2 separate regions of the Homo sapiens genome follow, and region 1 is linked to region 2. A link is a loop called in an ENCODE intact Hi-C map of the cell type or tissue named here. Cell type or tissue: PC-3. All regions are shown on one strand. Links, peaks and the distances in the headings refer to the core of each region. The heading gives the core; the rest is flanking DNA.

Region 1 (15,481 bases), core at 5,040-13,039, 360 kb before region 2:
ACACAAGTTAAGTTCCCCAGGGAAGACCCTGCTAAGATCTCTGTCTGCCAGCTCCTTATGCATGCTCAAAACCTGTTTGGCTTTTCAACCTGTGCATCAGAATGTTCTGAACATATCTCTTTTGCTGACTGATAAGTGTTTGTCTTTGCCCTAGTCTCTGGCCACAGCAGAATTGGTGGTGGCTTGTGGTTAAGTATTGGTCTCATCATTTTTTGGGGGGAGGGGGTCACATCACACAGTCTGACACTGGATCTTGTCAAGAAAACTGTGTCAAAGAGCCTGAGCATGACCAGAGATTTGTTCAATCAACAGTCTCTGGGGGAGCTTGAGTTACTGCAGCACAAATGTGCTAGTTAAAGAGGCAGCTTGGGGGAAGAGGAAGGATTCCAAGACCTGAGTCTGTTCCCACTGCCAATATGCCCTGGCTCTGAGATCCCAGACAGGTTGCGTAGCCTCCCCAAGTTCCACCGCCCTCCCTCTTGCGATCACTCAACGGCATGCTCAAGGAGAGGGATCTGGTCAGTTCCCAACTGCTACTGAGGCCACAAGTCTGGGCTTAATTCACAGATGTGCCAGGGTATCCCTCATCTATTGCTGTGTAACAAACTACCCAAAACTTGATGTTTTAAAACAACTGTGTATTATTACTTCTGAGTGTGTGGTCAGCTGGGCAATTCTGTTAATCTAGATAAAGCTTGGCTAGGCTCATTCATGCATCTGAAGTGGGTCTGGGTGACCAGCCATCTCCATTTGCCTGGGACTGAAGAGGTTCCTGGGGTATTGGACTTCCAGTTTTAAAGTTAGGAAAGGTCCTGGGTGAAAGGGGATGAGCTGGTCACCCTAGGTCAGCTGGTGGATCAGCTGAAGGCTGATTGTTATCTGAGATGAAGGACTGAGATGGCGTGGGTGGGGGTAGACTGGGCCATGTGTCTCATGTCATCCAGTAAACTAGCCTGGGCTTGTTCACCTGGGCAGCTGAGCAAAGTTCCAAGAGAACAGGCAGGGATGAGCAAGGTTTCTTGAAGCCTGGGCTCAGAACTCACATATCACAACTTTGCCTCGTCCTATTGATCAAAGCAAGTCACAGGATGAGCCCACATTTAACAGGTGGGGAAATGGACTCCACCTCCTATGGGAGGAGCTACAGAGTCACATTGCAAAGGGGTGTGGATATAAGGGGGGAAGAATTGTGTTCATTTTGCGGTGAATCTACTGCAAGCACAAAGAGCTTTGCTTTCTGCAGCAGTCAGATGCTGTATCAACCAGCTACCAAGATGCCAGGAGCCAGAGTGTGATGATGTAACAGATGCTCCTCTATGTGTCTAGCTTTCTCTCCTCTCCCTTTAGTCCATGTGGTCCCAGTAAATACAGTTCCACTCTTTGCCCGGCCAACTTTTCACTATGGGAAAGTAGCTTGCAGTCCCTTCCTCCAGGAAGCCCACCCTGACCTCCAGACTGGTTTGGCATCCCCCCACACCCCTGGATCACCATGTCATTCTCCCACAACCCTCTCTGCTTTCCTGTGTCACAGCACCCACCACCAGGTACTGACATTGTGAGGACTGGGAGCTTCTTGACTTGGGAGATAATCAGATTTGTTTCTGTACCCCAGCACCCCACTGAAGTTCTGCCACATATAGGTGCTTAGGAGATTGCTGAGGGATGGCTTGAGGTCCAGCTGGAATGGAAGTCCCAAAATCTTTGTTCTATCCCCTTTACTCAGACCCAGAGCCCATCTCAGGCTCCTGCCAGCAGCAGACTTCAGCATCACCCTGCTCCTGCCTGCCAGGCACAAGACAATGATCTAACCATGGCCCCAGTTCTGCAAACTAGCTGATGCTTTTTCCATCCTTGGCACTGTCTAGGGTGAGAGTCTGCACAGGGAACCATGTTAATGATGTGGGTGTCAGTGTGGATGTCAAACCAGAGTCAGGCTGTGCCTGCTACAAGGGTATGACTCATTTTTTTAAATCTCTACATGCATCCAGGGTAGGTGCCCCAGCCACAGTTTTGCAGGCCCTGTGGACACAGAAGGAGCCTGGTTTAGAGAGGGGAGGGTCAGATAGACCTGGGGGTGTCCTCCACTCGTCCCTCACCCTCAACCCCACACCAAGTCTCTCTCTGTGTCCTGACTCTTCCCCTCCTACCCTGCCACCTTCACCTCCAACTGGGCTACCAACCCTGCTCAAGCCCCATCCCCTTCACCTGGAGCCTTCTGGCAGTCGGAGTGGACCTTTCTAAATACACGAGAATGTGGTGATCAGCAGCAAGACCCAGGAGGCAGACTACCCAGTTTCTGCTGCTCCTGGCTAGGCAGCCTTGGGCAATTTTCTTAACTTTTCTGTGTCTCCTTATTTTCTTTATTTGTAACTAGGGATAATGATAGTTTCTGTATCTAGGTTGCTCTATGGATTAGTTGAGGTGATATGTATAAGTGTGCACTTAGAATATTCTCTGGTGCAGAGTTAGTTGCTCAATATATGTTAGCCATCCTTGTTATCATCTCTGTCCTACCTCAGACCCTTCAACAGGTCCCCACTGGCCATAAGATAAAGGTTGAACTCCTGTCACAAAGACCAGGCCATTGTTCTTTATCCTTCTCCCTTCTTCCCACTGTGAACTCAGATATGATGCTTGGAGGTGTGGCAGCCACCTCGCAACCAGGCAGAAAATGCTAAGTATGGAAGAGTTCAAATGTGAAAGGAGCCTGGGCTTTGGTAACTCTGTAGAACTGCCGTGCCGGCCTGAACCGCCTCTCCCCAGACTACTCATATGCAACAAATAAACTCCACTTGTTCAATGGGTGAATAAAATGTTCTGGCTTCTCTGCCTGGCATTCATGAGCCTCTAAGAGTTCCTGTTCCCTCTGCAGCCTCATTTCTGAAACTATAGCCCACCCTCCACTCCCCTGCTTTATGTTCTAGCCATACTGAACTCCATGGAAATTCTTCTGCACACCATAGTTTTGTGCCTCTCAACCATTGTTCATGCTTTTCTCATTCTTCTTCTGTTTGGAACTTCCTAGTGCACTGTCAGCTGTTTTCTGCCTGGCAAATGCCTATGCTTCAAAACCCTGCACTGATTCTGCCTCTCTATGAAGCTGTAACTGACCTCTTCACCCATTCTGGGCAAATTAATCACCGCATGACTACAAAATTGAGCTAGACCGACTGAATGCAGTTCCCACTTCTGCCACTTATTAGTAATTCCATTCTCTCTGTGCCTCAGTTTCCTCCTGAATTAAATGAAGCAAATAACAGGGTTTTATGAAGATTAAATAAGGTAATAAGGGTCAATAACTTAGAATAGCCAATAGTAAGCAGTCAATAAGTGTTTATTATCATCCTCATCATGGATATTCTTAAGCTTCCAGATCTATAATTCCCACTTGTGCATAAACCTTTCAGGGGCAGGGATTGTATGATTCATCTCTGAATCCCCTACCCAAGCATAGTACCTGGCACCAAATGGGCATTGGGAAATGATGGCTGAATTTGCTGATGAAAGCCTCTTAAAAAGAGAACATGCTCTATGCCCTTGGCATTTCCAGAAATGGAGCCAGTGGGGTCCAGAAGACGAAATACCTTCATCTTTCTGCTATGGAACTTTCTTAGTACAATCACTAGCAGAGCATGTCTTGACTTACATCAAGTCAAAAGAGATAATACAAGTAAAAGACCCCCATGGAGTGTCAAGTGTGATTCAGTGCTGCCCACAACACTGCTGCTGGCGGTGATGATTAGTGGCTGAGACATGCAGTAGAACCTGCTCTGGGTCTCTTCTGGACCTTAAGGACACTCCCTATTCAGAATGAAGGTAAGTATAATGTGGTGTCAGAGAAAAAGTTAGGCAGGCCTCATATAGACCAATGGAACAGAATAGAAAACCCAGAAATAAAGCCAAATACTTACAGTCAAGTGATCTTCAACAAAGCAAACAACAACATAAAGTGGGGAAAGGACACCCTATTCAACAAATGGTACTTGGATAATTGTCAAGCCACATGTAGAAGAATGAAACTGGATCCTCATCTCTCACCTTATACAAAAATCAACACAAGATAGATCAAAGACTTCAGCCTAAGACCTGAAACAATAAAAATTCTCGAAGATAACATTGGAAAAACCCTTCTAGATACTGGCTTAGACAAAGACTTTATGATCAAGAACCTGAAAGCAAATGCAACAAAAACAAAGATAAGTAGATGGGACCTAATGATACCAAAAGGTTTTTGCACAGCAAAAGAAATAACAGAATAAACAAACAACCCACAGAGTAGGAGAAAATCTCCTCAACTATACATCCTACAAAGGACTAATACTCAGAATCTACAAGGAATTCTAACAAATCAGCAAGAACAAAACAAACAATTTCATCAAAAAGTAGGCTAAGAACATGAATAGACAGTTCTCAAAAGAAGGTATATAAAGGGCCAACAAAGATATGAAAAGCTGCTCAACATCACTAATGATCAGGGAAATGCAAATCAAAACCACAACACAATACTGTCTCACTCCTGCAAGAATGTCCGTAATCAAAACATCAAAAAGTAATAGATATTGGCATGGATGTGGTGAAAAGGGAACACTTTTATGCTGCTGGTGGGAAAGTAAACTAGTATAACCACTATGGAAAATAGTGTGGAGATTCCTTAAAGAACTAAAAGTAGAACTACCATTTGATCCAGCAATCCCAGTCCTGGGTAGATACCCAGAGAAAAAGAAGTCATTATATGAAAAAGATACTTGTACAAGCATGTTTATAAGAGCACAATTCGCAATTTCAAAAATATGAAACCAGCTCAAATGCTCATCAGTCAATGAGTGGATAAGGAAAATGTGGTGCATGTATATATATGTATACACACACACACACACACACACACACACACACACACACATATATATATAGTATTAGTCCATTTTCATGTTGCTGATAAAGTCATACCCAAGACTGGGAACAAAAAGAGTTTACTTGGACTTACCGTTCCACATGGCTAGGGAGGCCTCAGAATCATGGCACGAGGTGAAAGGCACTTCTTACCTGGTGGCAGCAAGAGAAAATGATGAAGCAAAAACAGAAACCCCTGATAAACCCATCAGATCTTGTGAGACTTTTTGACTATCATGAGAATAGCATGGGAAAGATCAGCCCCCATGATTCAAATACCTCCCCCTGTGTCCCTCCCATAACACACGGGAATTCTGGGAGATACAAGTCAAGTTGAGATTTGGGTGGGGACACAGCCAAACCGTACTATATAGATATATATATGTATATATATAGTATATAGTATATATAGTATATAGATATATATAGTACTATATAGTATATATATAGTATGTATAGTGTATATATATACACTATATGTATACACTATATATATACACTATATATATACTATATATACTATATAGTACATATATATCTATATACTACATACTATATATATTCTAGTATATCTATATAGTATATACACTATATATTATATATAGTATATATAGTATCTATATAGTATATCTATATACTATATATACTAGTATATCTATATACTATATATACTAGTATATCTATATACTATATATACTAGTATATCTATATACTATATATACTATATATACTGTATATAGTATAGTATACTATATACTATACACTATATATAGTATATATATACACTATAGTATGCCATATATACACTATATATACTGTATATATACATATATACTATATATACATAGTATATATAGTGTATATATACTATATATACATAGTATATATAGTGTATATATACACTATATATACATAGTATTTATAGTGTATATATACTATATACATACTATATATATACTATATACTATACTATATATACACTATATATACACTATATATAGATATATAGATATATAGTACTATATAGATATATATGATATATATGGATATATACCTATATACGATATATATCCATATATAATATATGTACATATATGTGTATATATGTGTGTATATATGTATATATAATATATATGTACACATACATGTATATATATGTGTATATATATGTGTGTGTATATATATATGTATGTGTGTGTATATATATACACATACCATGGAGTATTACTCAGACATAAAAAGAAATGAAATAATGCTATTTGCAGCAACCTGGATGGAGTTAGAGACCATTATTCTAAGTGAAGTAACTCAGGAATGGAAAACCAGACATCATATGTTCTCACTCATAATGGGAGCTAAGCTATGAGGGCGCAAAGGCATAAGAATGGTACAATGGACTTTGGGGACTCAGGGGAAAGGGTAGGAGGGGTGTGAGGAATAAAAGACTACACATTGGGTATAGGGTGCACTGCTCGGGTGATGGGTGCACCAAAATCTCCGTTAAAAAACTTATTCATCTAACCAAGAACCACCTGTTCCCCCAAAAAAACTATTAAAAAAAAAGTTCGGCAGGCCTCCAGTGTTTCTTGGCTATGTGGCTTGTACAAGTGTTTTCAGCTTGTTGGGCTTCAGTTTCCACACCTGTTAAAATGAGTTTACAGCATAGGATTTTTATGAATATAACAATTGTTATATTCATACAAACGTGAAGCAACTAGCATAGTGCCTGGCCTGCAGTAAATGCTCAACAAATGTCCCTTCCCCTTTCCTTCTCTCACTCTCCCTCTCACCCCTGTCCTCTCAGATCGTCTGTGCCATTGGGCAGAGGGAAATTCTGTCCTCCCAATGAACTGGTATGTGGGGTCAGGTGTCTGGTAAGCAGGCTGGTTCTCTACATTAAACATGCTGCCTTCACTCAGGGACAAGGTCTAGGGACCTTTTAGGCAGAAGGACCATGTTTATGCATGTATGTGCAACCTGCTTTCCCTGCAGCGCACCTTGGGCCTGCAGAAATAGCTCCCTCAGAGCTGAAGAGTCAGCCAGCCTTGTATGAACAGGGACTATGGATCCTCATATGGGCCCATGTCCACTTGACCAGGCTGCATGGCTCAGCATGCTGTGCAGCAGATGAACAGCTGGCCCAGGGAGTTCCCAATGGGCTCCTGCACACTGCCTGGGAGCCAGGAGGGAGACCTTCCAGGACCTGCCACCTGGTGCCAGGGAGGGGTGAGCCCGCAAACCCAACAACTAGACCAGATGGGTGACTGGGCAGCCAGGGAATGTGGAGGAGGACTCGAAGGCTGTCCAGAGCTTGCCATTTCATCTCTCTCAGACCTAGTTTCCTCATCTGCAAAATCAGGCTAAAGAAAATTAAATAAGTTTTGGGATTCCGGTGGAGCTAGAAAATAATACTTATCTTCCTGGCCTAAAATCAAAATTAATTAAGACATAGAGGAGTCAGACAGATAACAATAATAATAAATAAATAAATAAATAAATAATAACAGCAAATACTTTATAGCATCATGACCACTAGTTAAGCATTAATACTTATTTAGTATTTCCTATTTGTCAAACTCTGTTCTAAGCCCTTTATGATGTTAACTAATACAACATTTCTATAAGGTAGGTACTATTCTTAGCCCCATTTGATGGATGAAGAAACCAAGGCACTGAAAGTTTAATTAATTTTTCCCATATCACAGAACTAGTAACTGGAAGACTAGGATTTAATGCCAGGTGGTCTGGCTTCCAAGGCCATGATCTTGACCACTGCCCTCCACCAATTACCATGGAAAGCCCACAGGGCAGCTTTAGATCTGCACACAGGGTCTTGCTAACACTTCGACCTATAGTTAGACAGACTTGGCCATCCCGTCAAGGAGAGGAGAAGAGCTGTGCTTTCCATAGGCCACTTCATAGGCCATACAGGGGGTACTGGGTGAGGCAGGTCCGGTTCCTTCTCCCACACCCACCAACCCAATCATTGTCACTCAGATTACCACAAACTTGCTAATTTGTAACTGGGGGTAATGATAGTACCTGTGTCCATGTTGTGCTGTGGATTAGCTGAGGTGGTATGTCTAAGTGCGCACTTGGGTCATTTTCTGGTGCAGAGTTAGTACTCAACCCATGTTAGCCATTCTTGTTATCATCTCTTCTCTACTGCAAACCCTTCAATGGGTCCCCACTGACCACAAGATAAAGGTTGAACTCCTTTCACAGAGAACAAGTTGTTGCTGACTTAAAACAACAGAAACATATGCTATCACAGTTGGACAGGCTAAAAGTCTGCAGTCCAGGTATTGGCGAAGTGGCTCCTTCTGGAGGCTCTGAGAGAATCCACTCCATGCTCCTCTCCTAGCTATGGCGGCTGTCAGCACTCCACAGCACTCCTTGGCCTGGGGACACACATCACTGCAGTCTCCACCCCCACTTCACATGGCCTTCCCCTCTGTGTCTTTGTGTGTCCTTTCTGTCTGGTAAGGAGCCCCTCGTTGGATTTAGAGCCCACCCTAATCCAGTGTGGTCTTATATCAATCTTTTAATTACATCTGCAAAACCATGTTTCCAAATAAGATTACATTCAGAGATTTTCAGTGGACATGAATTTTGAAGGCACACGTTTCAACCATGAAAAGGAGAAATTAGTAATGGAATAAGGTAAGGCAAGAGTGTTCCCATAAGGGAAGTTTATCCTCAAGAAGACGTAATGTGGGCAAAGAGGTTTCCTCCTGGGATTAGTAGACACTGGCGTGGCTGCTTTAACAGAGATCAGAACAGTGGTGGCCAAAGCATAAAAGAAGCTTGTTTCTCTTGCACATAAAATCTCAGCCAGGGGGATAGAGATGTTCTACTTCACAAGGTTCTTCAGGGCTTCTTTTATCTTTTTCTAACATGCTGTTCAAGATGCCCTTAACCCCAGAGACAAAGATGGCTCACTAAAAAGGGCCATGCTTTAGCCAGTAGGTGGTGGAAGAGGAAGTGGAAGGCAACCGGCTTTTTTCTAAAACTGCAAGCAAAAAGTTGCACATAACACCTCTGCTCACACCCATTGGCCCAAACTTAGACAGTCATGCCTCACTGCAAGGGAATCCGGGAAATCTAGTCTTTGGCTGAGAGGTCATGGAACCAGCTAAAACTCAAAGGATTAAATTTCTAAATGAAAGATGGGGAGATTGATCATTGAGGGACAACTAGAATAAAGTATGAGAAATACCTGATACAGGGTAAGAGGTCAGTAAATTGTAATGTTGATCTTCTGCCATGATATTGCTGACAACTTATTCTCACTGGTGACATGCTGATAAGCCTCTATATTCACCCCTGACCCTGGCACCTGTCACTGTAGTAACCCAAGTACAGACAGATTATGACTCCACAGTCTTGAGATGGGCCGCTTTTTCTTCACACTCCTTTACCTGGCTCCCCAAGTCTGCTGCTCTCCGAGATGCCCCCATCTCCATCTCAGCCCTGCACCCCAGGTTGCAAAGTCCTGGAGAAGAGAGGCTCTCCCCAAGTCCCCCGAGCTCTGACTGCCAGGAATACCCTGTGTTCTGGAATCTGAACCCCCAGGCACTGCATGCCTTGCCCATTCTGCACGGTTGCCTTCCTGGATACTAGAGGAGTTTGTGGAAAGAATTTTCTATCATTAGAGGGTGAAAGTCAAAACAGTAATTACAAGAACATCAGTTTCTGAGTGGAAAGCATATCCCCTGCACACCAGGAGATATGCCTGCACAGATCAACAAGCAGGATGTTAAAATGGAAGAGAGTGTTCTGGGAGGGAGGACTAATGGCCCCAGCCATGATGGAGGCTCTGCTTCCTGGGAGGATGCTGCACTGGGGAATAGGGAGGAAGGAGAGTAGGGAATGAGTGAGTGAGTGCATGGAGAAGGGAGTGAATGAAGGATAGAAAGAATGAAAATGGTAAATGAATGATTTACTTAATGAATGAATAAATGAAGAAATAAATAAGTAAAAAATGAATTCGTGAATAAATAAATCAACAAGAAAATAAATGAAGAAGCTAACAAGTGAATGAGTGAACAAGTGTGATTTTGAGGAAATAAATGAGTGAAAATTGGGGGAACTGAATATGAGCTTTGGCCAGCAGGTGGTGGAAGAGGAAGTGGAAGGCATCTGTAAATGAATGACTGAGTCAGTATTAAGTAGAAATGAATAAATAATAGAATAATTGATTGAGTGAACGAGTGAGTGAACCAGTAGTCAAATCACTCTTCTTTTCTGGACAGATGCGATCGGCAGCAAGACTGGGGTTGTAGGGCAGGACTGGAGCTCTATCTACCTAGAGGCTCAACATCTGGGTCAGCCACACATTAGGAGGCCAGGAGGGCGGGCAAAGCTGGAAGAGTCATGTAATTATAATTATGAGAGGTGGGATAAATGTTAAAAGCATCTGGTCCAGCCCCATCCCCCTTTTTACAGATGCGAAAACTAAGGACAAAAGGAATGACAAAAAGCTTGAAAACAAGACATTTGAAAACAGGCTAGCCATGTTATCTTGGGCAATTTATTCTTTTTATTTCATTTTTAAATTTAATCCTTAGATTTCAGTTTCTGTATTCGCAAAATAAGGGTGATGCTACCTAGTGCGTAGGGTAAGATTAAATCAGATACTACATGCCAACTGTTATTCCCTGTGGTGTTTATTTGGTGATCAATCGATAGTTTGAACCTAGACACAGCAGTCCGGGTAGACTAAGATAAGATATAACAGCAAAGAACCCCCAAACCCAGCGATGTTGACTCAACAAAGATGCGTTTCCTGCTCATATCACAGATGAGGGCCATGTAGAGCCCCCCTCTTATAGCTCTGCATTCTGGAAATCATGGCTTTGAGGGTCACCACCACAGAAGAGGAACAGTACAGAGGGGCTCATTGTTTCTTGGCCTGGAAATTACACATCTCCATGCCACTCACTTCAACCTCTCTATAAGGAAAGTGGATATTGGCTGCGAAGAACAGGGGCTTTTCAGTGAGCACTGACCATGTCTACCATATACTAGGGTTATTTGGGGCTTGTGATCCTGGTCCAATAGAGGTGATGGTCTGAGGAGGAGTACTTCTCCAGCTGTAGACCCATGCTAGCAGCTTCCTCAGTGGCTGGTGGCCATTGAAACTCCAGATTTAGAGTCAGAGAATTGGTGAATCCATCTCTCCTGCCTGTATGATCCTGTGCAAATTATTCAACATCCCTAAGCCTCAGATACCTTCTCTATAAGAAAAGGATAATATCATGCATATATCACATGTTGATTGAGGCGTAAATGTGACAGTGTGTGTAGAATCAATTTCAGAAGTATAAACTACAATGAGAAATGATATTCTTCTCATTCTACTCACCTTCCCCATTCCTTCATGAGAGTACTAATCCTTACTGAGTACAGTGTCACAGTCAATATGTCAAGAGTCTTACCTCCTAATTTAATCTTCATTGCACCAATGCAAGGGTTGTGCTATTAACTCTGATTTACAGGTAAGGACCTGGAGGCTTCTCAGGGAGAAGAAATAAGTTGTTGAGACCTTGTAGCTATCATGACAGAGCCAGGCTCAACCCCAGCCATCTTATTCCAAGGCAGGGTCTTGCCTGTGTCTGTAGTCTCCTATGCCTTGGCTAGTATGACTACAACTTTGCAAGGGGAGATCATTCTTTCTTCCTAAAGGAAATTTACCAAAATGTTCTGGTGTGGCCAGAAAAGCTTAAGTGTCTATGAGTATTTTTTATTTGTGGAAATGTTACAAAAGTAGATTTTCTTACTTTTGATTATGCACATTCCCCAGCAAATCTGCAGAAAGTCCTAAGCAGAGATTAGGTGGGACACACAAGGATGCAGGGGCAAGCAGCCCAGAGTGCAGGAGGAGGGTCCCTGGGTCCTGGGCAAGCTGGGATCGACTTCTGAGAGCAGAGGTAAGCTGCACAGCATAATTGTGCTAGCTTTGCAGGTAGGACGTGTAGTGGAATGAGGACGATTCTGCCCTCTCACCAGAGGTTAGAACTCCCCAGACTAGTTAGAACATGCTGGTCAGGAAGTTCAGCCACTTCAGCCAAGGTTTCCTGAGCATTTGCTGGTTCCCTGCTGCTGTAGATACAATGGTAAAAATACACTGTCCAAGGCCTTCTGGAGTTCACAGTAGCGGGACCAACAGACAGAATTTACCAATACAGTACAGTAGGATTATGGTAGAAAGCAAGGAGGTATGGAACCCTCAGGGGAGGTTTTACAGAGGAGGCAGCTTGTGGACGAGGCCTTAGAAGAGGAGTAGAAGTGTGGAGATCAGTAGATAGGATGTTCCAGGCAGACACACAGCAGGAACAGAATTGTGGAGGAATAGAAGGACAATGCACAGTGAAGAAACTGTAGCTCTGAAAACTGCCTGGGTGAGTACTAGGAGAGTACTGAGTTACAGATGGCAAGACCTGGGTCTTCTTTACCACTGTAGCTGTAGCACATAGAGCACAGAGCCAGGCATGCTGTAGGGACTCGGCACACATTCGCTGAGTGCATGAGTAAGTGAGTGAAGGTATGAAAGAAAGAGAGAAAGCAACAGAAGAGAAGGAAAAGAAGTCAGAGATTTACTCCACGTTGCAGCACAGATTATTGAGGACAGCCGCCCAGGGTGTTAAAGACCTGTATGAAGGGAATAGGTTCACAAAGATGTATTGGATCTCTGGGTGTCCAGGACAGAAACTGAGGCTCAGAGAGAGCCTCAGTTATGGCTTGTCTTATTGCATATCCAATAAATGGGACTTAGAATGACCAACTAATGTCGTATAGTCCTGGGCTCTGTGTCCTGCACTGCTACTAACTGGGGAGCTCCTGCACTGTCCCATCTCCTCTCTGACTACAATTTCCTCCCTTGAAATAAGTGATCTCCAAGTCCCCTTCAGGTCCTCCTTCTCAACCCATCTCACTCATTCCGCAAACATTCACTGAGCATCCTTGTGTGTCATGCTTGGTCCTGCAGGAGATCAGAGAGAGGGTCCCCACTCCTGCCCAACCCCTCAACTTGATCACATTGTCAGCCTTTGTCATATATTTTTAAAATGCTTATGTTGTCTGCTGTCTCACCAGACTCAAAGTTACTTGGGGGCATATTTGATCCTTGTGCTTCCTTAAATTATTTTTGGAGCAAGGCAGAGAGTAAATACATAGATTAATTAGTGTATTGATTATTTTTTCTTTGTCCCAGAGCACCTTAGACTGGTAGGCATTCACAGGAGACATTTATCGGAGACAGTCAAATAAGCAGAGCATTGCACAAAGGGGACAATTGCACCAGCAGGGGAGAAAGAAAAGGAGGGTGCTGGAAGCTCAGGATGGACCTCTGATCTAGACAGAGGGTGAGGAAGGCTTTCAGGAGGAGGTAACCTTCCACTGAGTCTTCAAGGACAAGGAGTTACTCAGGGAAAGATGAGGGTGACTGAGACTAAGGAAACAGCATGTAGAAAGTGCTGGAGGCCTGAGAAAGCCTTGCCCATTTCAGGATCTACAAGTAATTTCTGGTGATGCCAGAATCTCGCCCTTCACCTCTTCCCTCCAAGACTCCCTGGTGGGGTATGCGTTACACACAACGTGAACAGGGACCAGAGAGGAATCAATCTATCCATGCTGACAAGCACCTCGCACATCACTCTTCCATGCAGGACTTATTGATTGGTGCTGGGCTGCCAACTTGGGCAGGAGCTACAATGGTCTGTGCAGGACAGACTCTACAGTCACTTCCTCAGGCTGCCAAGTGGCCGGAGCCACAGTGCAAGCCCAGACCTGTCCCTCTGGAGTTTCCTGGATACCTTTAACACCACCCAGTCTTCCCTCTAGGCAGGAGAACACAGTGTGCCTTCACTTCTGCTGGGAGAGGCCAGTCCTAACCGTTGACATTTTCTATGTAACTGAAGCTCACCTCTCTTAGGGAATAACTTAAACACTTTATTTAAAGTTTAAATATTTTTGAAGTTAAATTAGTTCTATAGTAGACAACATGTAGGAAGGATGGGATGGCTGGCAGGTGGGAAGGGTGGGGGGATAAAAGGAAGAAATGAGGGTCAAGGAACCCAGTCAGGAGGCTTCAGAATTCCAGACATGACCCAGATACACATCTTCATGTTTATATCCCAGATCTCAGGGAGAAAGCCTAGGCCAGGATACTCTTAGAGTGGGAATGAGGAAGAAGAGAAAGGAGGCAGGGAGGAAGAGAAGGAAGAGAAGGAAGGGACGGAGGGAGGGAGGGAGGAAAGGAGGAAAGGAGGGGAGGGGGAGAGGGAGGGAAAGAAGGAAGGTAAAAAGGAAGGGAGGGAGGGAAGGAAGGATGGAAGGGAGGGAGGGAGGGAGGGAAAGGCGGACCATTAAACTACTTGGAAACAAACATCAACTATTATTTAAACATCAAATATTATTAAAGAACAAAAACAGCAGGTTTCCGGAGCACTCTGGAGTCTATCTTGATAGGTTGACGTTGCTCTGGGGTTAATATGAGGAAATGGCATTCTTAAAAACCCATATTAACCTGTCTGTTGTTCTATGGACTGTGACAGCTGCATTTTACATCATAATGGCTAACCATTTATTTCAAGCCAAAAAAAAAAAAAAGAGAGAGAGAGACATATTTTAGCCCATGAAGCAAAAGCTCAAGGCTGGAAGCTTTGCCCTAGAAACAGGTTGTGAAGCAGAAGTTCAGAGTAGGTCAAATGTGGGTTCCACAGGAGCCCCTACTGTGTGCCCCACCTCCATTGGCCCAGATACTCCGGATCTGTCCCTCTTCTGGGTCCCGCTAGGGTTTGCCTCTCTAGGCCTTCCTTGGGGCTGTTGTGGTCTCAGGGGAGACAAGCTACTCACTTGGATAATGGTGAGGTCCTGGTAGCAAACAGTACAGGAAAGGGCCCTGAGTGCAGGGGAAAGGAAGGGAGAGCTTGTGGAGAGCAGAGAAGGGAGGGTCGAGCTGACCCAGCTTCAGATTTGAACTGCATGGAAATGCACTCATTCAACAAGTATTTTTTGAGTACCTACTATGTGCCCTGCCCTGGTCCAGAGCAGTGAACAAAATAGGTAAGGGTCTACTGCATGCTTGGCCCCCTGAGGACACCCCGGTGGACAACATACAGGTGGGCCTGCTTCAGAGGGCTTATATTCTAGCTGGGGAGATAGGCATTAATCAGATCATCACTCTGGTAAGTGTGATCACAAGGGCTCTGAGAATGTAGAGTAGAGGAAACTCCTTCCTCTGAGGGGCCAAGGAGCTCTCCTGCAAGTGAGTAAGGCTAAGCTGAGAGCTGAAGGGGAAGAGGGGACTCCCAGCCTTGGGGACGGCACTTACTCCTTGAGCATAATTACCTGAAAGATGCCTGGTTTGGATGGAGCTGGGGGAACAAGGGGCCCTGATGGGAACATAACATCAGCAGGGGGTCAGGGGACAAAGTAGACATGTAATGTTTATTTAAGAGTGGTATGGTTTGGATGTTTTGTTCCCTCCAAATCTCATGTTGAAATGTGACCTCCAGTGTTGGAGGTGGGCCTAGTGGGAGGTGTTTGGGACATGGGGACAGATCTGTCATGAATGGTTTGGTGCTCT
Region 2 (15,481 bases), core at 3,672-11,671:
GGAAATTGTTTAATGGGTGCAGAGTTTCAGTTTTGCAAGATAAAAAGAGTTCTGGAGACAGTGGTGATGGTTGCCCAACAGTATCCATGTCCTTAACACCACTGACTTGTACACTTAACAGTGGCTAAGGTGGTAAATTTTATGTATGTGTATTTTACCACCATTTTAGAAATCAGGAAAAGAATTCCTCTCTGGCAGAGTTTAGCTGTGTGATCTGGCATAAATTATTTACCTCTCAGAGCCTCGGTTTCCTCATCTGTATCTCACTGGGTTACTGAGAAAACTGAATCTGATAGTGTATATAAAGTGCTTAGCATGTAAGCACAGAGCAGATAACCCACAATGTTACTCTCTCTTCCCTCTTTCTGGATTGGTCTCCTGAGACCACTTTGACCCTTGGCCCTGGGAGCACTAAAGGGCTGCCTGGCTGTGAGCCACCACTATGTGACTCACCTACCACATGAGGAGAAGCTGTGCAAAGTCAGCACATATTGAAGTGTTTGCCCTCAGGAAAGTGAATTTTTTTGTCTTTGTTTTGTTTGTTTGTTTTTTAGAGACAGAGTCTTGCTCACTGCCCAGGCTGGAGTGCAGTGGCACAATTATAGCTCATTGCAGCCTTGACCTCCTGGACTCAAGCAATCTTCCTGCCTCAGTCTCCCAAGTTGCTGGGACTACAGGCGTGTGCCACCATGCCTAGCTAATTTTTTTCATTTTTTTATTTTTTGTAGAGACAGGATCTCGCTGTGTTGCCCAGGCTGGTCTCAAACCCCTGGCCTCAAGCAATCCTCCCACCCCAACCTCCCAAAGTGCTGGGATTACAGGTGTGAGTCACCACACCTGGCCAGGAAAGTGAAGTTTGAAAGTTCATATCAATCTCAAGAATTTGGGGAAGATGATAAAATCTAATGGAATTTAATTAAAAATAAATTATCATTTAAATGAAGGAATCTATTTTAGTCTCATGCCTACAAAAATAAACCTGCATTATGAAGTGATAATAAAAGTTCATTCTATGAAGACTTATTAAACACCTCCTGTGTGCTAGGCAATGTTCTAGGAGGTGGAGATTCAGAAGTGAATGAAACAGAATCTAGTAGACATGAAGTGCTATGCTGATGCTTGAGACACATTTCTTACTTTGCCCCACAAACGAAGTGGTAGGGATTTCTACCTGGGTGGAGTTGGGAAGCCAGGTCTGCCATTTGCCGCAGTACTGCTCTCACCTTACTAAGTGACCTATGCATCCTTCTGCCAGAATGTATGAAGCCCCTTGGCCACAAAGCTAAGTAGTTTGCTTAAAGAAGCCTCACCTTTGCTGGTCAGATGCTTACCTATGTTCTCCTTCCTCCATCTCACAGTGGACTGCATGGACCCCACATGTTCAGGCCGGGGTGTCTGCGTGAGAGGCGAATGCCACTGCTCTGTGGGATGGGGAGGCACCAACTGCGAGACCCCCAGGGCCACATGCTTAGACCAGTGTTCAGGCCACGGAACCTTCCTCCCGGACACCGGGCTTTGCAGCTGTGACCCAAGCTGGACTGGACACGACTGTTCTATCGGTAAATGCAGGGGGAGAAGAAGCATGGGTAGAGGGAGGGGATTTCCACTGTGACATGGTCACCAATCACGTGACTGTTCCCAATCACGTAGCAATGCATTCCCCGTGCCTCTGAGTGCTTTTCCTCTTTCTCTGAACTCTAGCCTTCAACACCTCTACTCTTAGACAAAGAGAGGATTCAAAAATTACATCCTTACATCATTCCTTCCATAGTAGTGGCCCTGAGATTCAAAACTACCCCTTAACAATGGAGCTTATAATTACAGATGTGTTTCACCGAACTCTCATCTCATGTTAAGACATCATCCCTGGAGGCAAGGCCATAGGGAAAGTGTACCTAGGTAAGCTCTGTAGGGGTGGGCCTTATAGGATAAATGTCCCAGCCATCAAACCCTTCAGTTTCACCCATTTCTCAGAATGAAGTCCAAACTCAGTGTAGTGTTTAGGGTTCTTTGGGATCTGGCCCCCACCTGCCCTTCTAGCCAAATGCTCTGTTAGTCACTAAGCTCCATGAGGGTAGCAAACATGTCTTGTTCACCTCTGCAGCCCCAGGACTCAGCATGGCCTGACCCACAGCACCTGCTCAATAAATAATGATAAATGAATGCATGAACACATGATTGAATGTGTTCTTGATTGTGGCATTTGGTTCATCACAGGGTTTGTACATATAAGGTACAAAGGATAATTATGTTGGCACCCTTCTGTTTGAAAACACTATGATTTACAGGTCCTTTCAAAGTGAAGATTAAATGGGAACATACGTGAGTCACCTAGCACAGTATAGGTATATAGTGGGTTATGGTCACGTCTCATCTCTCATTTAATCTGCACAAAAACCCTACAAGAAAGCTGTCAGCTATCCATGTTTTACCAATTTACATAATACTTTAAACAGCAAATACTTACTGAGCCCCTACAGTATACCAGGCACTCTTCTAATCAGAGAGGATGGAGACCAAAGAGCCCCTGCCTTCGTAGAGTGTGCATTCTGGGAAAGGGGAGGGGAACAACAACAACAAAATGGAGATAAGTGAACTGATAAAGAAGCTAAGGCTTGGAAAAATTTTAAGTGATCCTGCCCAGGGACAAAAAGCTAAAAAGTGATAGCATCTCCAGCTATGCTTTTTTACTCAAAATCATTTTCCTCGGCACTCCACGCTGTTTAAACAAAGTGAGTATCAGATTAGCTCATTATGTTGTGTATTAACAGTTCTGGTTGTGACCAAGAAAGATGGCTGAGACCTTTGGCAAAAATGAGATCCATGTAGCATTCATGCCTTTGGGATACTTTGAATTACCTTTCCCTGTTGAATAGAGAATTGATGTTCAATACACAGTCTAAATTGGACTTTTATCCTTGTTTGCAAAGCTCATGTAAAGGCATGATTGTAAGCACAGATGTGCAGGGTCTTAGGAATAATTCTTTTTATATAGCTCTGTTTATAGCGATATAATAAATGGTCCTCTTAAAGCTACGCTGGCTTGCATTGTTCATTATGTGGCCACAAAGCTAATTTATGATAGGTATATAACTGCGTCTTGCACTGTTAATCCCTGATGAAACCCCACAGCCTCTGAGGAGGTACGTATAACTTTGGATGAGATTACTAAGTATTCTTTAGTTAGCTCAGTAAACGGAAACAACCGAACTATTAGAAGGGACTTTGAATAGAATTATGAGATCTCCCTTTCCTCAGTCCTGGCTATACCACTCCCCGTAACTGGTGTCAAACACGTATCTGTCCTCATGTGCAAAGGCAAGAGAGAACCATGTGATGAGGAAAGTCCCTGAGTCAGACAGACCTGGGTTCAAATCTTTTTTTGGGGGTTTCAAATCTTGGCCCTGCTACTTACTAATTATAATTTTGGGCAAGTTACTTTACCCTTTGAAGCTATAAAATGGAGATAATGATAGTACCTACCTTCTGGAGTTATAGTGAGAATTATTTAAGAAAATGAAAGGCTGGGCACAGTGGCTCACGCCTGTAATCCCAGCACTTTGGGAGGCCGAGGTGGGTAGATCATGATGTCAAGGAGTTCAAGACCAGCCTGGCCAAGATGGTGAAACCCCGTCTCCACTAAAACTACAAAAATTAGCCGGGCGCAATGACAAGCATCTGTAATCCCAGCTACTCAGGAGGCTGAGGCGGAGAATCTCTTGAACCCGGATGGCAGAGGTTGCAGTGAGCTGAGATCGTGCCACTGTACTCCAGCCTGGGCAACAGAGTGAGACTCCATCTCAAAAAAAAAAAAAGAAAAGAAAAAAAGATTTGGCCCATTATATGAGCTCAATAGTTGTTAGCTGTTGTTATGATGATGATTAAAACACTCATTGGTAGAGCACTTGATATTAACAAAGACATTTGATTATAAGATGGAAGATGAAATCCCTTTCAGAAATATAGATTCTAATTTTTAAATCTCTATCCTATAAATGACTAGAAGGGTCTCATGATTGCCACAAGGCCAGGAATATAAAAGGCAGCTTTAAAAGTATTGTAATAGTGAAAACAATTGGCGTTTGTTGAGTGTCCCATAGCATACAAAGATGTTTCACATGGCAACACACACCCTGCGCAACAGCAGCCCTGTGAGGTTGGGATGACAGGTACGGTATTGCCCCTGTTCCTGTGATGAGGCTAGAGGAGTGGCCGTGACTTGCATGAGCCATGCTGGTGAGGGAGGAAGCTGGGAGTCAAGGCTTGGCCCCACGCTGGGGCAGCCTGCTTTCCAGCACTCTCCACAGGCCACGTTCCTCCTCAGCTGTCACTTCACCTCTGGAAGCTGGTTTGAAGGAGAATGAGGGCATTTCAACTGTTCTCTCTCCTCAGCCCCTGCTGTGCAGGAACTGCTGGCCTGGGTTCCACCCTGCTTCTGCCACATGTTAACCATGCGACCTTGGCAAGAAAGCTCACTTTTCTTGACTTCAGTTTCCTTATCTGAAAAATGGAGATAGTAATAGTACCTGCCTCAGCGGGTTATGTAATCATTAAAGTACATCGTTTTGGTATGCACGTAGAACAGTGTCCGTCATACAGTAAGCACTTAATGTCTTTCTACCACCTCCCTTCCAAGGGCACTTTCATTGAGTGAAAGCTGTTTTAAAGCTATTGAGTTTTTGCAGTGAAGCTATGCAAGGAATGCCTCGTTGCCTGGATTCACTAGAGCCAAGAAACTATCTTTCTGTTTAGGGAGTTAGCTACAGGGCAGCAGAACAGGCACTGGGCTTTTTGGGGGAAGAGTTGCTCCCCACTCGTTGAATGGCTTCATCATGTGGCTTAACCCTCTAACCCTTAATTTTCCCTTAGGTAAAATTACTTTATGGAATCACTGTGAGGATTAGGTGAGGAAATTTGGGCAAAGTAGTTCTTGTAGTATCTGGCACAGCTCACACCCTAGACAAACGGTAGCTCAAGTCATCTTGCTTATGCTGCTTGCTGCCTGGCATGGCAGAGCTGGCACAGACACTGCCCAGTCCCTCCCATCAGGAGCTGCAGGCCAAAGGACAAATCCCAAGTGATCCTTGCACCATCAGCATTGGTTCTGGGTTCTTGGGTTGGTAGAGATGGGCCCCTGCTGCCTGCTGCCTCCTAGGAGGGAACACTGTCTATTCCCTGAGATGAGTGTCTTGCTGTTTGGCACCAAGAACAGGATTTAATGAAAGCAGCTTAAATCAACATGCCCTGCACTCAACAACCAGCCCTGTATTGAAATGTGAGCTGACAAGTTCCTCAGCACTTTGGTTAGGTTTGTGGAAACAGTGAAGTCAGATTTTATACAAGTGTTTACTCAGTTCCCTGGCTTCCTGGCAACTTGGCTTCCAGTCTCGTCTCAGAAATTCCTCTTTCAGTCCAGCCTCATGCATGTGGTCTTCCTTCCTGATAAATCACACGACATAACTGTTGCAACAGATTCTTATGCCCCAGAAGAGCACAGGACATAGGCCCCAGTGGGACTTCACTTCCTGAGTCACTTGTGAGGATGATACTGATCATGGTGGTGGTAGTGATGGTGGGGGAGGTGGCTACTGCTGTTGCTGTTAAACAGATAGAAAAGAGTTGGAAGCGGGGAATGACTGGCCCTAAGTGACTCAGCTTACCTGAGGCAGTTTGAATTAAATCCAGGCCCTTTGTTCCCAAGTCCTCAGCTCTTGCCTCATGCCCCCTTTCTATCCAAAGAGGTGTTCATGTTGCCATTCTTATCTCTCTTTCTGACAAGCCACAGGATAGAGTAACAAAGAGCCATCCATTTCTTAGTATTTAGCATGTACCAGGCACTGAACTAAGTCCTTTACAACCTTATCTTAGCTAAGGTTCATAAGAACCCTGGGAAGGAAGTATTACTAGTATTACCATTTCCAGATAAGGAAACTGAAGCTCAGAAAGATTAAATTACATACTGGCATCCCTTTTCTCCCCCAACCCTCACCCGACTCATAAGTGGCGGAGTCCAGATTCAAACCACATCTGGCTCCAAGGTCTCTCCTAAACACTATGTTATATTGACTGATGTATTCTAATCAATCTCTCTCTCTCTCTCTCTCTCTCTCTCTCCCCTGTGAACTCTGTGAGGTCAGGGCCTATAAGTATCCCTAGCATAGGGACAAACATACATTAGGTTCTTGGTGATTATTGCATGAATGACTTAACCAGTGAATAGTCAAAGAAAGAAAAAGAGCCCCCTGGAAACACAGGGAAGAGAGGGGCTGCAGCCGAAAGCTCTGTCCAGGAAGATCCCAGCACACTACCCGACAGCGAACCTAATCCCTTCTCTCAGGACTCCACCTCCTCCCCACCTCCTCATAAACCCCTTCCCTCCCACTCCCCACACAGTGTGCTGGGCTAACACCAAATCTCTGTGCTCCTTGTCTGTCACTTCCCAGACCTAGATCATGTTAGTTTCATGCGCAGTGCCAGCCAGCCAGAAGCCCTCCTGGACAAGAGCTGGCATCATTTCACCTCCTTCAAGCCATCTTCCCTAGGGAGCAGGCCTGCTGGGCTGAATGCCTCATCAACTTTTGCATAAAGTGGGTACACTCAGCAGCACTGCTGAGCAGAACAACTCCTCCCATCTCCCCTTCCTTGTGCTTTAGTTGGCTTTTCACCCTCTTGGCTCAGAGCTGTCTCAGAAAAGGGAAAGAATTTAATCTCTTTGAGATGGTCCTTAGAATTGGAAAGGCTCACCTTTCTTTCAGAGCTTAATGGCTTCTAAAGATTTTAGCCTCTGTGGCATTTTCCATGGTACGCTTTCAAAAGCCATCCCTTAGACTCATCATTTGTCCCTGTTGGTTCTCCCTCAGGTCTTCCTTCCCCACCCTTACCCCCATAGCCTCTCTCCTCAGCCTCATAAATTTATTCCTCATTTCCACTGCTATATGAGCTCTCTCCAGTCTTGTCTCCCATAAATGACTTTTATTTGAGAGGGCCCTCTCCCTATATTTTATTCCTTAGGGTTGCTGGCTCACAGAAGCAATACATGGCAGAGATTTTGCCTGTAAAATGCTCATGCTGCGGGTTTATGATTCTTATCATTTGATTGCAATTGAGTTTTGTGGAATAACAGGTGGAGATGTTTTAGAGATTCAGTGGCACAGGTTTGGAGGTAACACGTGCAGTCAGCAAGAATTGCATGAAATTTGGAGTAGGACCAGGCTAGATTTTCAACACTAAGCTTAAGCATAGACTATGGCTAATGACACCTGCCTTGCAGGGTTGTTTTCCAAATCAGATTTCACATGTATATGGTGGCTGCATTCAGTAAGCAGTCAATAAATGAAGTAGTTTTATATAGTTTTAGAATGCATGATTAGATTTAAGTTATCCAAACAGTCCTTAGACTCTAACAAGTGTAATTCTTAGGACAGTTTATACAGTGAAGGTTTGGAGCCAGAAGGCCTGGACCTGAATCTGTGTAACCGTAAACAACTCACTTGCTCTCTCAGAGGCGCAGTTTCCTTGCAGTTTCTGAATCTCTCTACCATCCCCTTTCCCCAGCCCCAACACTGGTCATTGACTCTAGATGAAGAGTCATTATCTAGATCATTGTCTAGATGAAGAGTCAGATAAAAGCTGACACATTAACCCCAAACAACTAGGTCAGTGGCCCACAGCACAAGGGAGTTAGGGTCAGCCTCCTCTCAGCATCACAAGCTTCCTGAGGTCCATTCCAGAGAAGAGCACAACCTCCTCAGAGAGAGCACCCCACAGTAGCTCCAGACCTGCTCCCACGCTGACACATTCACTGCATTCATTCACTGAATCTTTCTGGCCTATCCTGTGTGCTGGGCATTCACTGTTTTAGGCACCGAGGATCAGACAGCCCCACAGCCTGGTCAGGAAATGAGACGCCTAATTATTCAGCATGAGCAGAGCTCTGATTGTTGTGTGTACAGTAGGGTTTGGGAGCACAAAAGCAGAAGCAGTGAACTTGGCCAGTAATGGGATGGGAGAGGAAATGGAGAAGGTTGTCACCAGCCAGAGATCTGTGAGCCAGACCCTGAAAGGGGACTGAAGGGAGGCCCCCTGGTGGCCAAGGAGGAGAGGGCAGTGCAGGCCAAGGGAACAGCGTGTGCACAAGTAGAGAGCATGCATGATCAGCTGGACAGTCGCGGCTCAGTCCAGCTGGAGATAGAAGCTGCAGGGGTGGGTGGCAGGAAAGAAGGCCAGAGGTAGGCAGGATCCAAACCTCGGAGCCCGCTGAATGCTGTGCCGAAAATCTTGGCTTAAAATAATTGTCAATGAACATTGACTGTTGCCCTTTCAGACTCCACATCAGATCTCTTTCTTTGGCTCTCTCAACTCAATCTGGCCTAGATTCTACCTTAACACAGTGGAACCCTCCAGAATTCACACTCAGATCCTCTAAGCTTTCAGTTTATTCTCTATTAATCTCCTCCCCTACCCAAAGGGAAAGAGAATCACAAAGCATAAATAATAACAATAACGACTAGATGGATATGGCGCTGAAAAGCCCTGTTATCAAATTAGGTCACAATCGACAGCAAAATAAACTCAATGCTTTAACAAAAATAAGCTTAAAGTAGCAACCGGGTTAAAATAATTAAAGCTCTAAACATAGCAGTTGCACTAGAGCTAAATTCAATTTTATTTACGAGGCAAAATATAATTACATTTAAATTTGAGGGAACAGAATTTAATTCTTATTAATGACAGAAAGACTGAGTGAGATGCTTTAATGCCAGAGAAATTGTCTTATGTTCATGGATGGGAGAGAAAATTAGATTCAGCATTGAGCATTCTCCCCTGTTACAAGTCTCATTTGTGTAGCTAGAATTGTTCCTTCTCTGAGAAGCATTAGCTTCTCAGTCCAGAAAGCACAGCACCAACATCCAATTAAACATCAAAAGGAAACAATCAAGTTAGGCTATTTCTGTATAGGCATGTTATAGGAGGGGAAACTCAAGGTTAGAATCTCTCCAGAGGAATAATATCCATTGAGACTTGACATTTCCTGTACCCCTTCCCAACAGCAAGTGATAGCCTGAAATCAAAGTTCAGAATAATAAATATCCAGGAGATTGACAGTGGCATAGAGAGGAAGGGAAGTGTCAGAGGGCGGCACGGAAGAGCCTCCCAGTTGCCTGGGAGGTAGTGTGGCGGTTTAGACACAATGAGATGGTCAGTTCCTAACATTTAATCAAAGACTGGAAAATTGGGCCCAGACAAGCATGCTGCTAAATACTGCCAGAGTTAAAGGTTGATAAACCAAGAGCTGGCAGATTTGTAATTTAGTAGAATTTCCCCTGACAGCCCTGGAACGTTTTCTATCAGAATTGGATCTCTTCAGTATGCAAATATAAGCCCTTCTGAAATTGGGCTTCAGAATGAAGTTTCTATTTGGATGCCCAAGCTGATATCTTGTACAAAATCTCTAGTTGTCTTCCTGAATCAAACTGCTGTTATTATAACTTGTAATCTTAAAAAAAAACTGTTCTTTCAATGGAAATTTTATATTTTACAGAGCTCCTTCATGTACGTGCTTCATGACTTATTCAAACAGCAAATACATTAACCTCTGACATTGCAGATGGTGTTACTCCCAGGAAACCAGGGTCCAGAGAACTTGCGTGACTTGCTCAAAGACACTCTGAGAAAACAATGATTCACTTCCAGGCTTCTCTGGCTTCAGAGCCCATGTTTATCCTCTGCACAACTCTGCCATTGGCTATTACCAAGGTTTGTGCTGAAACTGCCAGTAAATCAGGTATCAGGTTTTGGATAGCACTTCATTTAGTAACACTGCCAGAGGAACCATGTAAATTGGATCATGACTTTGGTGTACTAATATTACTACAAGGGTTTCAGAAAAAGAACAATTGCTCTCAACCAATGGTCAGGGAAGCTTCTTGGAGGAAGTGGAATTCAAGGTGGTGGTGGAGGTTGGATATGAGTAGGTAGTGATAAAAGGAAGAGGCAAGCACCTTGCAACAGCCAATTGTAGAAGTCAAAGATTTGCAACATATACAAAGATGGGAGATCAAGGCATTTTCTAGGAAAGATGAGTAGCTTGAAGTGGCTTAGCTTTTAGGATATTTGTGGCAGTAGTGAGAGGGGGAAAAGATGAGGAAAGCCAGCATGAATAATCTTGAAGGAGTTTAGGTTTTTTCTGTCTTTGGGAGCCACTGAGAAGTTTTAGGCGGAGGTGTGACAAGGTCAGGTTTGGTTTTAGAAACCTACTCTATTGTCAGCATACAGTTGGAGGTTCTTGGGGGACAGCCAGGTGGAAGTGTCCAGGAAAGAGTTAGATAGATGAGCTTATGACTGAGTGGAGAAATGAGCCTTTTACAAAAGGTTATTAGGGTCAGAGGTCATTAGGAAGAGAGTGTAACATCAGCTGTCTCTTCATTTCACCCAGTTGGGCCCTTTTAGTGGGGGTCAGGTTGTGTTCCAGTCCTGGCCGAAAATACACATCCCAGTCTCGTTATTTGGCTTCCTTGCTCACTAGTTCTTTCCTGACTTGTTATCCTTCTGCAAAGTCAGCTCCTATTTGGAGGCCTCCTCCAAGCTGGGTTTGAACTCCTCTAATCAGGAAGCCAGATACTCTCCAATTAAGAGGAATAGCAGTGGCTTACTGCTTCCTGTGGTAGGTGCTTTGTAAAGACTTGAAAATCTAGTCCTGGGGGAATAGATGTGGAGACCTGCTCTGCACCCACATACTGGAATCCACTTTTCTGCTTGGTTTGAAAGCTCTCCAAGCTCCTTGAATGAGGTGAAAGGCCGTGTGGTTTCCAAGGCTCATTAACTTTCCGCCATCTCGATCCGTGGAACAGAGCCATGGCTTGAAGCAGCTCTGACTCTCGGGTGATAGGGAGGGAAGTTGAAAAGCACAGGAGAGTAGCTTGGGTTTGGCCTCAATGTCTAAAGGAGACTAATTACTGTAAGGAAGTCAGAGGTTCCTTTGCTGTACCTTCTTCCCCTTCTGGCTTCTTCCTGAAACCTGCACTGAGACTGAAAGCCATCTGTCCAACTTAGTGAGGGAGGCAGGGAGACAGCGTGGGTGCCATACTTTCAGAATGCTAATTTGTACAAAATATATGGAGATCTGGTCTGTGGGAGAAAAAGCTAACTTTTAATTAGCCTACTGTGTGCTGGGCATGGTGGCTGGCATTGTGCACATTTACACACATAGGCAGACTTGAGTTTCTTGTGGATACGAATAATTTCATATAATCTCGTATCCTCAGCCCCTAGGCCTATCTGTCACATAGTAGATGCTCAGTATATTTTTAAATCTGTTTTAAAACTCTGATAGATAGATATCATTATCACCATTTTATAAATGACAAAAATAAGGCTCAAAGGTGTGCAGTATTTGTTTCACATAGCTAGGAAGTAGCAGAGCAGGCTCTTACCTGATTCCAAGCCTCTTCTCTGAAAAATCACAGAATCTTGAACAGTTACGTGAGCACTCTGTCCTGTACCACTGGAATCTGGCAATACAGATACAGTCAGAAGACATGTTTCCTGTGTAAGACTCACTAGGGAATGCAGAGATTAATTTGATGATGGCAGGGTTCTCTAGACAACTCAGGTAGACTAATAACCCTGAGAAAGGGAGATCCACGTAAAAGTGCTTTGGGAAGGCAGAAGGTGAAACTCCTTCCAGCTGCCGGGAGGGGGTTTCAAGGAGGAGGTGGCATTGGAGCCAGAACTCAAAGCACATTTAGATTTGAATACATGAAGATCACGGTAAAGGAGCCCAGACTATGGAAATGGCCCAGGCAGAAGCACAGAAGAAGGCCCAAAGAGCGCAGCGACCACCATCTGGCAGCTACTTGTCCAGCTGCCCCCTTACATTGACTGTTTGCCAAGGCAGCCAGCAAGTTCCTACTCAAGTACTGACATGCATGTCACTGTGTGGCATAGGATAAGGTACTTCCTAGATGGGCCCTAGTTTTCCCATCTAGAGAATTCTTTTCTAACCATAAAGCCTGCTCCTCTAGTTTTGCTCTTTTTCTTCCTTGACACTAATCCACCTAAAGGAAATGTCCTGGCCAGAACCAGGCCACTTCCTACCCAGTGCCAGTTCTCTCCTGGCTCAATCTCCTTCTACATTTTCTGCTCTTCCGCTGGTCCATCACTCACAGCTCCCTGGTCTCTGTGCCTTTATTCCACATCCACCTTGCAAAACCCAGGATCATTTTAACCATTCACCACTTCTGATCTCAAAGCTGTGCTTCTGAATGCCACTAAGCCAAATCACATCATGCTCCTGATCTTTAGCCTCTCCTGGGCCCTCCCAGCTGCAGTTCTTGTACTTTGTGAGTTCTCGCTCTCATTCGCCAGGGGGCTGTTTCAAATGTTCACATCTATTCACCAGCACCCTGCTCCAGGGAGATTCCCGCCTCCTACCTCACGGAGAACGCTGAGGCCAATAGTTTAGTGCTGCCCCATTATCCTGCCTGCTTCCCATACAGACTGTGTCCCACATGACTCTGTCTGATCCCTCTACCCAGAGGGTGAAGTACCCACTATGCCCGTTCCTCTGATTGTGCTTCGGAAACAGTCCTCTCTACCTGTTGAAAGGCACCTCAGCTGAGCATCCCCTTGCTCCCTCCAGTATCTTCAACCCCTCCTTTCCCTGATGCTTTCCAGCACATAAACATGAAATAGTTGGGACACTTAGATGGCCTGGTGACACACAGCTGGTTAGGTGATTACACATTTGGGTGGATGGACAGATAGATGGGCTGATGGATGAGCAGACAGTTGGATGGAGGATGAACAGACGGATAAACAGACAAACAAAAGGAAAAGTGCTTAACACAGTCAGCATTGGGTTGAGGTGAGGAAGGAAACTGAAAACACTGATTCCAGAGATCTTATAGTCTAGCTGGGGCTATGATCTAAGATGTAATTAACAATCAGGGGATACACTCATATGGCATCTGAGGTATTGTCTAAACCTGATCCCACAACTCATAGGCCAAAAATCATGTGAATCACAGTCACCTTTCATTTCTAGCTAAGTACCTTTGAGCACTTAATGTCTCCAAGCTGTTTCCTCAACTATGATATGGGAGTGAAAGCATCATTGCAGGACTATTGAGAGAATTTAATGAGTTAATATTTGTGTTCCAACAACAACAGTTGCAGTTCTGGAACATTGAAGGTACTTCATTTTCTTATTTTTGCCTCAAATGCTGACTATTAATGGTTTGGCTTGGACTTTAAGTATGCCAGAATTTCTGATAAACTCCCCCACTTGTGCAGTAACTCAGATGAGCTAGTGATAAAACAAAAAATCGTGGCAGGAATCATTTAAAATTAACCCTCTATTAAAATTTCTTAAGGTCACTCTTGGAATCTCAGGTCCTCAGCAAAATAGAACAATTATACTTATTACCTCTTCTAGTGCTAAATGCAGACTTATGAAAGGACTTCCCAGGAGGTCCCGGGGAGCAAGACTCTGTTTCCACATGACTGGAATTTTAGAAACAGCTTCATTTGCACCTGTTCCTTGCTCAGCAGGAAGGCGTGCAGATCTTTGGGCGGGGGCCCTTCTACCCCCTACTTGTATCAGTTTTGAGCATCTTTCCAAGTAGAAGAAATTTTGTGGGAAAATTGTGCATAAGTCTTTCCCTTTCGGAGAAAGGCACAGCTTCCCCTACCAGCTATTTTAATGAACAGGATTGTAAAGTAAGTCCAGACAAATTAAAACGTAGCAGCGATAGGTCCCAGGCTTCATCTGGGCTTGCACGGGGATTAACATCTAATGAGACGAGCCTGGGGCAGCTTTTCCTGTACATATACATTTTTTGACATAATTAACCAAGAGCCAAACCTTGTGTCTTTTCCCTGCTCTTTCGCCTCTTCCTCGTGTGTTCACCCCCTTCCACATCATAGAAAGAGAACAAGTGTGACTTGGGCATTAGCATGAAGAAGATGTGTCTGTGGGTGTAAGGACTGAGGCATTGTTTTAAATTACAGAGTTCACACACAGAGATTGGAGAAAATGAGTTTCTAAGAAGCTTAGGCACAAAGGACACTGAGCCTCTACATAATATATTTAACAAAATAACCTGTGTACAACGTGGCACTGAGATAGAGTCGCATCAACCGACATACACCTCTTCCATTAAAGCTTTTTTCATTCATCTATTCTTTCAACAAACATTTGTTGAAAGCCATGCTGGGCCACACCTGGTGCTAGTGCCAGGGGACCACATTGATCTTCCCATCAGGTGGGCTTCCAATCTAGAGAGAGGACAGTGCACGGGTGAGGCAGGGAAGAGGTGGGGTAGGGAAAGGGTGGTGCTATGGGTTTGACTTTCTGTAGGGGAAGAGCTCACGTGTTGCCAGGTTCATCTCCAAGGGCCTGTACAGTTCAATCAAGAACTCTGTAAGCTTGGAATAGGAATTTTTGGACAGTTGGAGATTTTCCTCTGATTTTGAGAGGAAGTCCAGGCTACAAATACAAATGGCTTCTACCTAGGTTTTGATACTCTTGGCTGATGATGCCATGCTAGGTGACCAGAGGAAGAGCATGCTTTTCTAGTAGTAGCCCCAAAGTTTGAGACCACTACTAGAAAAGCAAATATTTCATTCTTCAGGAACACATTCCTCTGCTGGGTTACTTGGAGCTGTGCTGATGGAATCATCTTAGGTCCTCATCAATTAGTCATACACAGCATAGTGTACACAGAGCTTTTCATATAAACTATTTTCTTCAGTTGTCACCACTCATCCTAGAGGGGGACCATTATTACTCTCCTCATTTTAGGGGTAAAGAATTATGTCTCAGAGAGATTAAGTTCCCCAAGTACCCACAGCTAGGAAACTGGGGAGTCAGAATCTGAACTCAAGTCTCCTCTATGGCTTGTGTACTCCTAGTACTTCAAAAGATTCCTCCCAGACCCCAGCCCTCCTCCATTAATTCAGAAAGCTCTGATGTTGGTCATGTGAAAGCCAACTAGCATTTATCAAACCCTCCCTTGTTATTGGGTATGTTGCAAACGTCAGAATTCATATCTGGTCTTCTAAGTTTAGTCTAGTGTACTTGCCACTACATCTCCTTTCTCATAAAAATGTGTGTATTTATTATATCCTGAATATGTGCCAGGCACTATGTTAGAAGCTATACTTTTGTTCATGCTAAATTGATTTAGGTTATATCTGTCTGCCATGCTAGAATGTAAACTCCTTGAGGTCAAGGAAAAATTCATGCCTGTCATAATCACCATGGGATCTCCAGTGCCCACTGTGGGGCTTGCACACAGGGAGCACCCAAGAAATCAACCAAATGAAAGTAATTCCTACAGCAGTCCTCCAAAGTATAGTAGTTGACGTCATCCCTGTTTTACATAAGGGAACTTGTGACTAGGAGAGGAGCTGTAACCCACATTTCACAAAGGACCACTTACATTATGTAAAAGACATATGAGCTGTCAAAGCACATTCT

What was found. Hi-C counts contacts between places; a loop is a spot of excess contacts. Peaks named below come from ENCODE experiments on the same cell type or tissue, not always from the same donor. Only the 100,000 strongest peaks of a DNase experiment are listed, where the experiment ranks them.
Region 1: a loop joins it to region 2, with 2.8 times the contacts of the local background. A loop is called at or near these places in 4 of 110 quality-filtered maps.

What each region holds. Positions count from the first base shown.
Region 1 is chr11:79,154,377-79,169,857 of GRCh38, reverse strand. All of the region lies in intron 3 of TENM4 (teneurin transmembrane protein 4), which reads left to right. Among named protein-coding and RNA genes, the nearest start is that of TENM4-AS1, 69 kb to the right of the region's middle. In PC-3, for the core only: CTCF peaks have their summits at 8,647, 8,851 (motif pointing right) and 10,000 (motif pointing right); a DNase peak (open chromatin) is centred at 8,907.
Region 2 is chr11:78,791,370-78,806,850 of GRCh38, reverse strand. It overlaps TENM4 (teneurin transmembrane protein 4), which reads left to right. Exons shown (of 34, transcript NM_001098816.3): 15 at 1,359-1,559. Among named protein-coding and RNA genes, the nearest start is that of NARS2, 220 kb to the right of the region's middle. RefSeq lists an enhancer at 4,272-4,773. In PC-3, for the core only: CTCF peaks have their summits at 5,124, 7,881 and 8,087 (motif pointing left); DNase peaks (open chromatin) are centred at 5,450, 8,050, 9,680 and 10,710; H3K4me3 peaks cover 807 bases; H3K27ac peaks cover 8,000 bases.